2 separate regions of the Homo sapiens genome follow, and region 2 is linked to region 1. The links are chromatin loops, found by intact Hi-C in ENCODE. Cell type or tissue: GM12878. All regions are shown on one strand. Each heading gives the region's core, and the rest is flanking DNA. Links, peaks and the distances in the headings are about the cores only. Region 1 has its middle 26 kb from the start of GUCY1A2. Region 2 has its middle 100 kb from the start of LINC02719.

Region 1 (4,411 bases), core at 88-4,087:
TAAAGCTTGGTTTATAAAGCTCATTTTGCTTATGTAATAAACAATGGTCTTATGTAAAAGGCTCAGGACAGGATTTGGCACACAGTAGGCATTCAGTAAATGGTAGCTGTTATGATTATTATGTTGGATAGGTTTAAAGCTGTTAAACAACGGTCTATACTTATTTGTGATTGCTAGCACTAGCACGACGAACCTCACACATCATCTTAGTCTCATTTTTTCTTAAAGATTTCTTATAAAATAAGTACAGATCCTGCAACTTGTCTCTGATGTAAATCTGCTGCTTGGTACTACTCACAGCCTCTCTAGGCTCACCTCACTTCCACTGTCGTCACTTCTAGGCATTTCTGTTGGGTGATCTTTCTCTACTCCTAATGGAGGAGCCTGGTTTTCATCGTCAGTGGTCATCATGAACCCTGAAAAACCATGCATGTATTAAGTGTTAACTTTAAAGTATTTCTGTACAAAACAATTTGAGACAAAGTGACCTCATCCCAAACAATCCTCCTACACAATTTGGTAACCTCATGTTTTCCTAATTGAAAAAGTTTAGCTCTTAGACCCTCCCTTGTGTCTCCCCAACTTTATAAACATTTCTGACCAGAAGGATCATGATTCTCTCTACATTTTTTTTTTGATACAGAGTCTCACTCTGTCACCCAGGTTGGTGTACAGTGGCGCTATCTCAGCTCACTGTGACCTTTGCCTCCTGGGTTCAAGCGATTCTCCTGCCTCAGCCACCTAAGTAGCTGGGATTACTGGCATGTGCCACCACACTCGGTTAATTTTTGTATTTCTAGTAGAGACAGGATTTCGTCATGTTGGCCAGGCTGGTCTCGAACTGGCCTCAAGTGATCCTCCCACATTGGCCTCCCAAATTGCTGAAATTACAGGTGTGAGCCACTGCACCTGGCCCAGTTCCCTCTACTTCTGGAAATAATTGTAATCATATATTTGAGAATGATATTGTTCCCATGATGGAATAATATATAGGGTTCCTCATCTGGGACAACTGTATGTAGAGTGGGTAGATACGGGGTCTTGAGTGTAGATCAATTGAGCCTGGTGGGATTCAGATGTATTTGGAGTATCATATGAATTAGTGGAGCACATAACTCAGAGTTAAGTCTTTGATGGGTTTATTTATATGGGCATAAGGGGCCTATCAGGCAGAATTTTCTATAGGAGCACTTGGGGATGGCATGGTAGGGAGGTCACAGTGGAATCTATTCTTTTGCCTGCCATGTCTGGCCTCGTGATCAGACTCTCTGGGGAGAAAGCTTCAGGCTGGTGCTACAGGAGCTCTCGTAACAAAGGTATTTGTGAAACACTGGGATTTAAGTCATGGTTCAGCCTAGATGGGCAGCATTGGTGTGTAGCTCCACAGAACTGGTGAACACAAGAATGAACAAACACATTTTGGGCACTTTCCTGAGGGCTGAGGTATTGCCAGAGTTGGTTGGGGCAATAGCTACTAGAATTTGCCTTATTATTATTATTATTATTATTGATGTGCTTTCATGTAGAAGCAGACAGGTGGATGAGGCCTGAGAACAATCAGGAATGAGTCAAGTGTTTCCTTGATTCTACTTTCCTGTCAGCTTTAAGATGATTCACTTATTTAATAACAGCTCTTTTGCGGGGAGTAGGGAGGAGCAAAGCAACACAGATACACATGATGTCTACACCAATTTTAAGATACCTTCTGATTACAGAAACTTTAAAAAATGGAGGAAATTATGCTTCTTAGAACCAAGAAAATATGGTATATAATATCTGGTTTTGTGGCATATTTTACTGATATCAACTCAACTGCATCACTTTCCAACAATAGCTTTGGAGTCAAAGAGAATGGAGTTTGTATTCTGGCTCTTCAATAGCTGTAAGCTACTTAATTTATTTATGCTTCCTGCATCTCAGTTTCCTCTTTGGTAAACTGAGACAATAATGATTAAATAATCATCATAAAAATAATTCTTGTAAAGTACTTAGCATACTGACTGGCAGACTGTAAGTGCTCAAAAATGGTAGTTACTGTTATTTTATTTTCTGTGCAGTAGAAATGTAAAGTTTTACTAAATACCAAATCACTGTTTAAAAGGAACATTGGCAATCTGGAAAAGGGTATCCAGACTACTGAAAGATCTATCAACCAAATCATACAAATAATTGCTTTAAAAAAGTGGGAATAATTTGCTGTGCACAAAGCAGGAAGTGGGGGTGGAAAAGGGAAAAGACACAATTATTAGCTGTGAATGTGAAGGGCTGTCATGTATGTAAATTAGGGAATAGATTTTTGTGTGTGTGGAAATTTTGATATTTAAAAGATAGTCATTCTTGTACATTAGCAACCAGGCAGTTTTAACATATGCTGAACTTTTCACATTCTTCCTCAGACCACACTCCGTTGACTCAGACTCGGTAACTGTTGCTTCTGACCACACATGCCAATTCTCATTGTTCTTGTTGGTTTTAAGCTTTGATCTGGAGACAGCAATAGTAAGACTGTGAGGTCAGTCTTAGAAATTAGAAATAGTCACAAGATGAGTATGATTTGGCTTCTTGGTTGTTTTAGTGGCTTTGAAAAAGCCTCTAATTTGGGCCTTTTATGTAGTGATGATGTGGGAGAAGCTGGATATCTCGTGGGAAGAAAAAACTGAATAGTGGCTGAGATGATCTTAGTTTTTGTTCTCCTTTAATATCTCTATTACAAGCTCCTTATCTCTAGAAAGAAATGAATAAATACAGTGTTGGAACCTCATATAAAAGAGCTATTTTCAGCTAGGTCATATCAGTTTGACTCCATGCTTGAGTTTGTGGCAGTAAAAGAACAAGGCCTAGAGTTCATAGGATGAGTATTGTGATACCAAGATTGCTGGTGTATCTAACATAGCCTTCAAAGTAGTGTTATCACTTTTGATTAACTACAACCACTGAATCTTATTCTTCACATGCAAACCATGGGCCTGGTAGTGCCTAAAGATGCTCTGCGGTGGAGTTCTTATTTAGCCTGTCTCCTTAGTAAAGCTGAACCAAATGTGACATTAATAAAGTGGTCTGTGTGAACTGACAGAAGAGTACTTCATTTCTTAATAGTTGTTTTATATCTCCCTTGATCGCATTACTGACTTTGTTTAACTAGTAAGTTGGTATTTAGTTGTTGCATTTCTGTGATGGGAGCAGGTGCTGGTTTAAGCAGCTTCCAGAAAAAAAGGCAGGCACAAAGACAAATGAGAAGCATTACCAACATCAGGCCAGTGACTAGGAAGCTTCATTGTAATGCACTGCACTGCTCCCGTGTTCTTGGCCAAGGGAGTTTCATTGCTGTAGGCAAGTAGCTAGATCTGTCTGTTGTCAGTCACGTTGATCTGTCACGTTTGCTAGGATGTACAGATGCATAATGTGGACAAGGAGCTGAGGATGATTTTGTATGTGCCAGATGGGATTGTGTGATATGATCTCCCCTGACTGTGGGAACGACTGGCTTAGAATGTTCTTGAGCTGCAAAAAATATCTCCTCATTACTGTGTACAATTAATTACATGCCATCAGCTTACTGTTTGCTATAAATAGGCACAGATTTATCTTCATTTACATTTTAGAAGGCTTACTCTCTTCCCAACAAAACAGCATTTTTCGTAGGAATGTATGCTGGAGGGAAATGTAGGTGCTGTCTTTCTATGGGAGATGTGGCAAAACCCCAGCAGAACTCTGATATTTTAAATTATAAAATAATTTATAAATAAAAAATATATAAATGATATTTTGTATTATTTAAAATAATATATATAAATATATATTATAAAATATTATATTTTTATATTATAATTTTAATTTTATAAATTTAATATTATAATATTAAAATTTTAAAATATAAAAAATAAATAAAATATAAATAAATAATATATAAATAAAATATAAATAAAAATCTGATATCTTAATTATAAAATATTTCTGTTCTTTTAATCATTAAGAATGTCTTTTATTTTTTATCTCCGTCAAACGTACCATGTTTTGAAAAATTGTCCTCTATCAAACCACCTGTATTAAATAAAATGTACTCCCAATTTAATAACAGCAGCCATAATTCAGAAGTTCTGATCAATTGAAACATTATAGCTAGGAGAGAAAAAAATGGTTTTAGACCTTTGTTCACTTTTTTGAGATGTAAGTGTGATTTCCACTAGTCATTCTTTAAAAAAGATGAAAGACAGCTCTACAGTTTTATTAATGCTTTCGCAGACCAATAGGAATTCGGGCACCTTTGAATTACCAATGTCCTAGCATCATGTAGCTATTATATTATTATGATTATTAATTATTGCAATTATAAATTTTATACAAATTTTTCCTGTATTATTTTATTTGCCTCATAAGAATAATCCCTTCAGATAGCTATTTGGTTCCTATA
Region 2 (4,411 bases), core at 115-4,114, 810 kb after region 1:
ATAAAATGATGCCTGGAAGGAAGGAAACCCAACTTTCCTTACTACCAGATGCGCTTAGTCTATATGTGATACTTGAAATTACAGGCCGGGTGCGGTGGCTCATGCCTGTAATCCCAGCATTTTGGGAGGCCAAGGCAGGTGGATCACGAGGTCATGAGATCAAGACCATCGTGGCCAACATGGTGAAACCTCATCTCTACTATAATACAAAAAATTAGCTGGGTGTGTTGATGGGCATCTGTAATCACAGCTATTTGGGAGGCTGAGGTAGAAGAATTGCTTGAACCCAGGCGGCAGAAGTTGCAGTGAGTCAAGATTGCGCCACTGCACTCCAGCCTGGCAACAGAGCAAGACTCCATCTAAAAAAAAAAAAAAAAAAAAACACCCAGAAATTACCAGGGCCACCTTGCCACCATAAGGCATGACATCACCAGCATGCTAAGGATGACAGAACAGAAAGATAAAAAGCCCTTGGGTGCTTGATAACAGAGTTGTCACCAAATTAACTCCAGGACTCTGCCTCTCAAAGTATACAATGTGACATGAAAGCTTTTCCTCATTTTTAAGCCACTTTTAGTTGAACTGTTCTTATTTATGGCCACTGTCATAACTTATGTAGTCTCTTAAAATGGTTACATAAAGTATCAAAACAAAAGCCCAAAACACTGAAAGCTATCCCATTAAATTTGGAAGAAACAAAAGGATAACTGCTATTTAATACTATTTAACATCGTTTTGCAAGAATTAGTCAATGGGAATAGAAAATTATCCTTATTTGCAGTTGAGTAGACAACTGGAAAATTCAAAATTCTGATATATAAAACTATTAGAAAAAAATGAGTGTTAATGTATTCAACTGAATAAAAATATATGTAAATAATAAGTAATTAGGCAATCATCTAAGATAAAATTATATTTACATCAATAAAAACAACAAACAAAATTCCTAGAAATAAAGTCAAAAATGTCCTATTGATACAAAGCTATCAAGCTGCAATAGAAGATTATATTAATGAAATACATGCTTCTTGTTCTTTGTTTGGAAGTTCAATTCTGTATAAATGTTATATAGTCTTATTCAAAACACCAAAAGAATTTTTTAAATGATAAAATTACTCTAAAGTTTAGCTGAAAGAATAAACACAAAAATATCTAAAGAAATTTTGGAAGAGTGATGAAGGAAAGTTTGCCCTGTTTCATATAAAGACAGGTGCTAATGCTACAGTTGAAAGTGTGGTGAAGAAACCAAAACTGACATATAATTGATACACAAAAAAGTTCATAATTAGACCAAAATATTTATGGAAAATGAGTACAAAATAAATTTGCCATCTGGGTAGAGGTGGACAAATCAATAAAAGACGTGGCCATACGGTGCACCTTTTTGGGGATACAGGGAACCTGAATTCATACGTTAGCACATAAAAACATGTCCTAATGAACCATAAATTTAAATGTAAATATTGAAAATACTATTTCCAATTTAAGATCCTAATGTTAATTTATAACACCTAAGCCTTCTTAAAGCAAAGAAAGCAAGAATCATTGTTCCCAAACTAGAGCAGTTATTCTAAAAGCCACTATGCTTTCTGGAAGAACAGAGAGACAGAATTCACTGTGGTGAGTTGGGGTGAATGCTGACTGGCTCAGAGGACCAGGAGTAAAACTAGACCAAGTGCTTGGAGTACAGGCAAGGCCTCCCAAACTGTGCCCAGATGGCAAAGATGGTACCAACTGGGTGAAGCCAGGTCAAGCGAATTACCACCCAGCAATGAAAGAATGTGAGCCAAGTTCAAGGAAATCACCTGTCCTTAAAAACTTACACTTTTTAAGGGTCAGAAACCTCAAGTTAGAAACTTACCCAAGCTTAGTTGAAGTCACGCCCCATGTGTTAAATGCTAAGCCCTCCTGAGACCATTTCTGGGTTCTTGGACATGTGCTGAAGAAACCTTTCTGTGAAGATAAACTACAAATAACAATCACTGAGCACCTGTGAAAAAAAGTAGCACAGGAAAAAGCAAATAACGAACTCAGAACACAGAAGCACTTAAACTAAATAGGGAAACTCTAAAGCAGACCACAAAATAAGTATTTTTAACATTCTCTGAATTAATGAAAAGGAACAGGGAAACAAGACAGAAGGCGAATGAAAAAAGAAGTGATAATGAAATAATAAATGAGTGGTTATTTTAAAACAATCAATTCAAAATCTTAGAAATGCATAATATTTTAACAGAAGTTTAAGCATCAATAATAGGACACATATTCAATAAAATGCTATTGACAAATTCATGACTTGACAGGCCAAATTGAGGCAATCATCCCATAAAGTAGTACAAAGAAAGAAAGATATTTTTTACATGGGAGGTGAGATGCTAACAAATATAAGTGCATAAGACCAAATGTTCCAAATAAAAATAAGATTTTCAGAAGAACAAAATAGAATAGTGAATGAGCAATATTTAAAGAAAAAGACTGGTAATTCCCCACTATTGAAGAAGCACTATTCCTAAATATTGAAAATGATTTGGACCACTAAGAAGAATAAGTTTTCAAAACTTATACAGAGATCAATTATGGTAAACCTTGAAAATGATGAGGAATTCTAAAAACAACTAAAGAGTAAGAACAGATTATCTACAATGAAGATAATCATATTATTAGCTTTATCATCCTCATTAGATGTCAAGACAATTGACAAATATGTCTTCAAAATTATGAGAACAAAATAACGCACAACGTTAAATTCTACACCCATTTAATGATCATTCAAGACTGAGGAGTAAAGATATTTCAAAACTCTGAAGGATCAAAAAGTTTACCTTCCACAAACCTCAGTGAAAGAACTACAAAAGGTTATACTCAACAAGAAAAATAAACTTAGAAGGACATAGTGCAATGCAAGATTAAAATAAAAGCTTTATAATCTATGGCTAAATAGATAACAACAATGAATAAAAACAATTTTCACAGGTGTAATAACAAGTTGGCATATAATTTTCAGAAATCAATTATATAGGAACTTTAGAGAACTAACCCAAAGAGAAGTGAAAGTAACCTAAAGATTTTATCTTGTTCAGAAGAAAAATGATAAACTTTGGACATTGCTGAGAAACATTTTTAGAATACCCACTAATAAAAATTAAAATAAAACATGTAATTTCCAAATCATTAAAAAAGGAAAATAAAGCAAATAATTTATTTAAAAACTCACCAATCTAACAGAAATCAGGAAAGACACAATAAAAGAGAAAGAAGTATCACTGTAGAGCAGAAAAGAAGATGGCAGAAGGCCAAGTATGTTATTAGATACAATGTATTTCAAGGTGTTAAATACATCTTTTGAAAGAAATTATTCTTCATAGGAATTTTTAAAAAACAAACACCAAAACAAAATGATAGCAAAACAGTTGACATTGAGGAGATGGGAACAGTAAACTAGAAATTACCAACTAGAATATCATGGTTTCGAGTTTTCATAATGAAAAATTTTCAACTACCTTTTTGAAACTGAAAATCCAAGCAAGTAAAATATAGATATAGGTAATGAATAAGCACAAACTACTACATAGAACTCTGCACCCAACAGTGAATGTACATTCTTTTCAAGCAAACAAGGGCCATTTATAAATATTGACCAAGTACTAAATTTGAAAGGAAATCTCAATAAATCATAAAAAATTGGTATCATGCAAACAGTATTCTCTGATCACAATATCAGGAAATTATAAATAAACCTCAAAAAGATAACTCTTCTCCAAATCCTATACATTTACCAAGCAGAAAATATACTGCTATGTACAGTAAGTCATAGATTTATAAAGGAAATCAAAATAGAAAACTACAAAAGATTTAGAACAGGATGACAACAAGTTAGTACATATCAAATGCTGTGGGACATAGCTAAAGTTGTACTTAACAGCCTTAAAGATACTCATTAGAAAGCACATAAGACTGAAAATGAACAAGCCAAGTTTCTCATTCAATAAGCAAGAAAATATTTACATGCAGAGAAAATAAAAAGAAACATCTAATGAAGATGAAAGCAAAAAACAAAAAAAGAATTAAAAACAAAACAAAGCAATGGAGGTGATCAACAAAACCAAACACTGGCTCTTTAAAAAGCCAAATAAATACAAATGTCTTGTAAAATTAGTTGAGGAAAAAAGTAAGGCACAAATAAACAATTTAAAGCATGGAAAAATAGAAAATAACTACAGGTAAAGTAGAACTTTTTAAAACCTTTTAAAAATACTGTAAACAAGTTAATAAATACTAAAAATGTACCAAAAGGTTATTTTCTAGGAAAAATAATTGCTACAATCAGTTTACAAAGTTTAAAAATCTGACTAGGCCAATAACCATCTTAAAAATGCAAATCATATTCAGAGATTCTCCCCCTAAAGAAAAG

The links. Hi-C counts contacts between places; a loop is a spot of excess contacts. Peaks named below come from ENCODE experiments on the same cell type or tissue, not always from the same donor. Only the 100,000 strongest peaks of a DNase experiment are listed, where the experiment ranks them.
Region 2: a loop joins it to region 1, with 2.9 times the contacts of the local background. A loop is called at or near these places in 5 of 110 quality-filtered maps.

What each region holds. Positions count from the first base shown.
Region 1 is chr11:107,041,885-107,046,295 of GRCh38, reverse strand. No RefSeq gene overlaps it. Among named protein-coding and RNA genes, the nearest start is that of GUCY1A2, 26 kb to the right of the region's middle. In GM12878, for the core only: no CTCF peak of the experiment used is centred there; a DNase peak (open chromatin) is centred at 2,465.
Region 2 is chr11:106,232,515-106,236,925 of GRCh38, reverse strand. No RefSeq gene overlaps it. Among named protein-coding and RNA genes, the nearest start is that of LINC02719, 100 kb to the right of the region's middle. In GM12878, for the core only: no CTCF peak of the experiment used is centred there; DNase peaks (open chromatin) are centred at 1,855 and 3,378.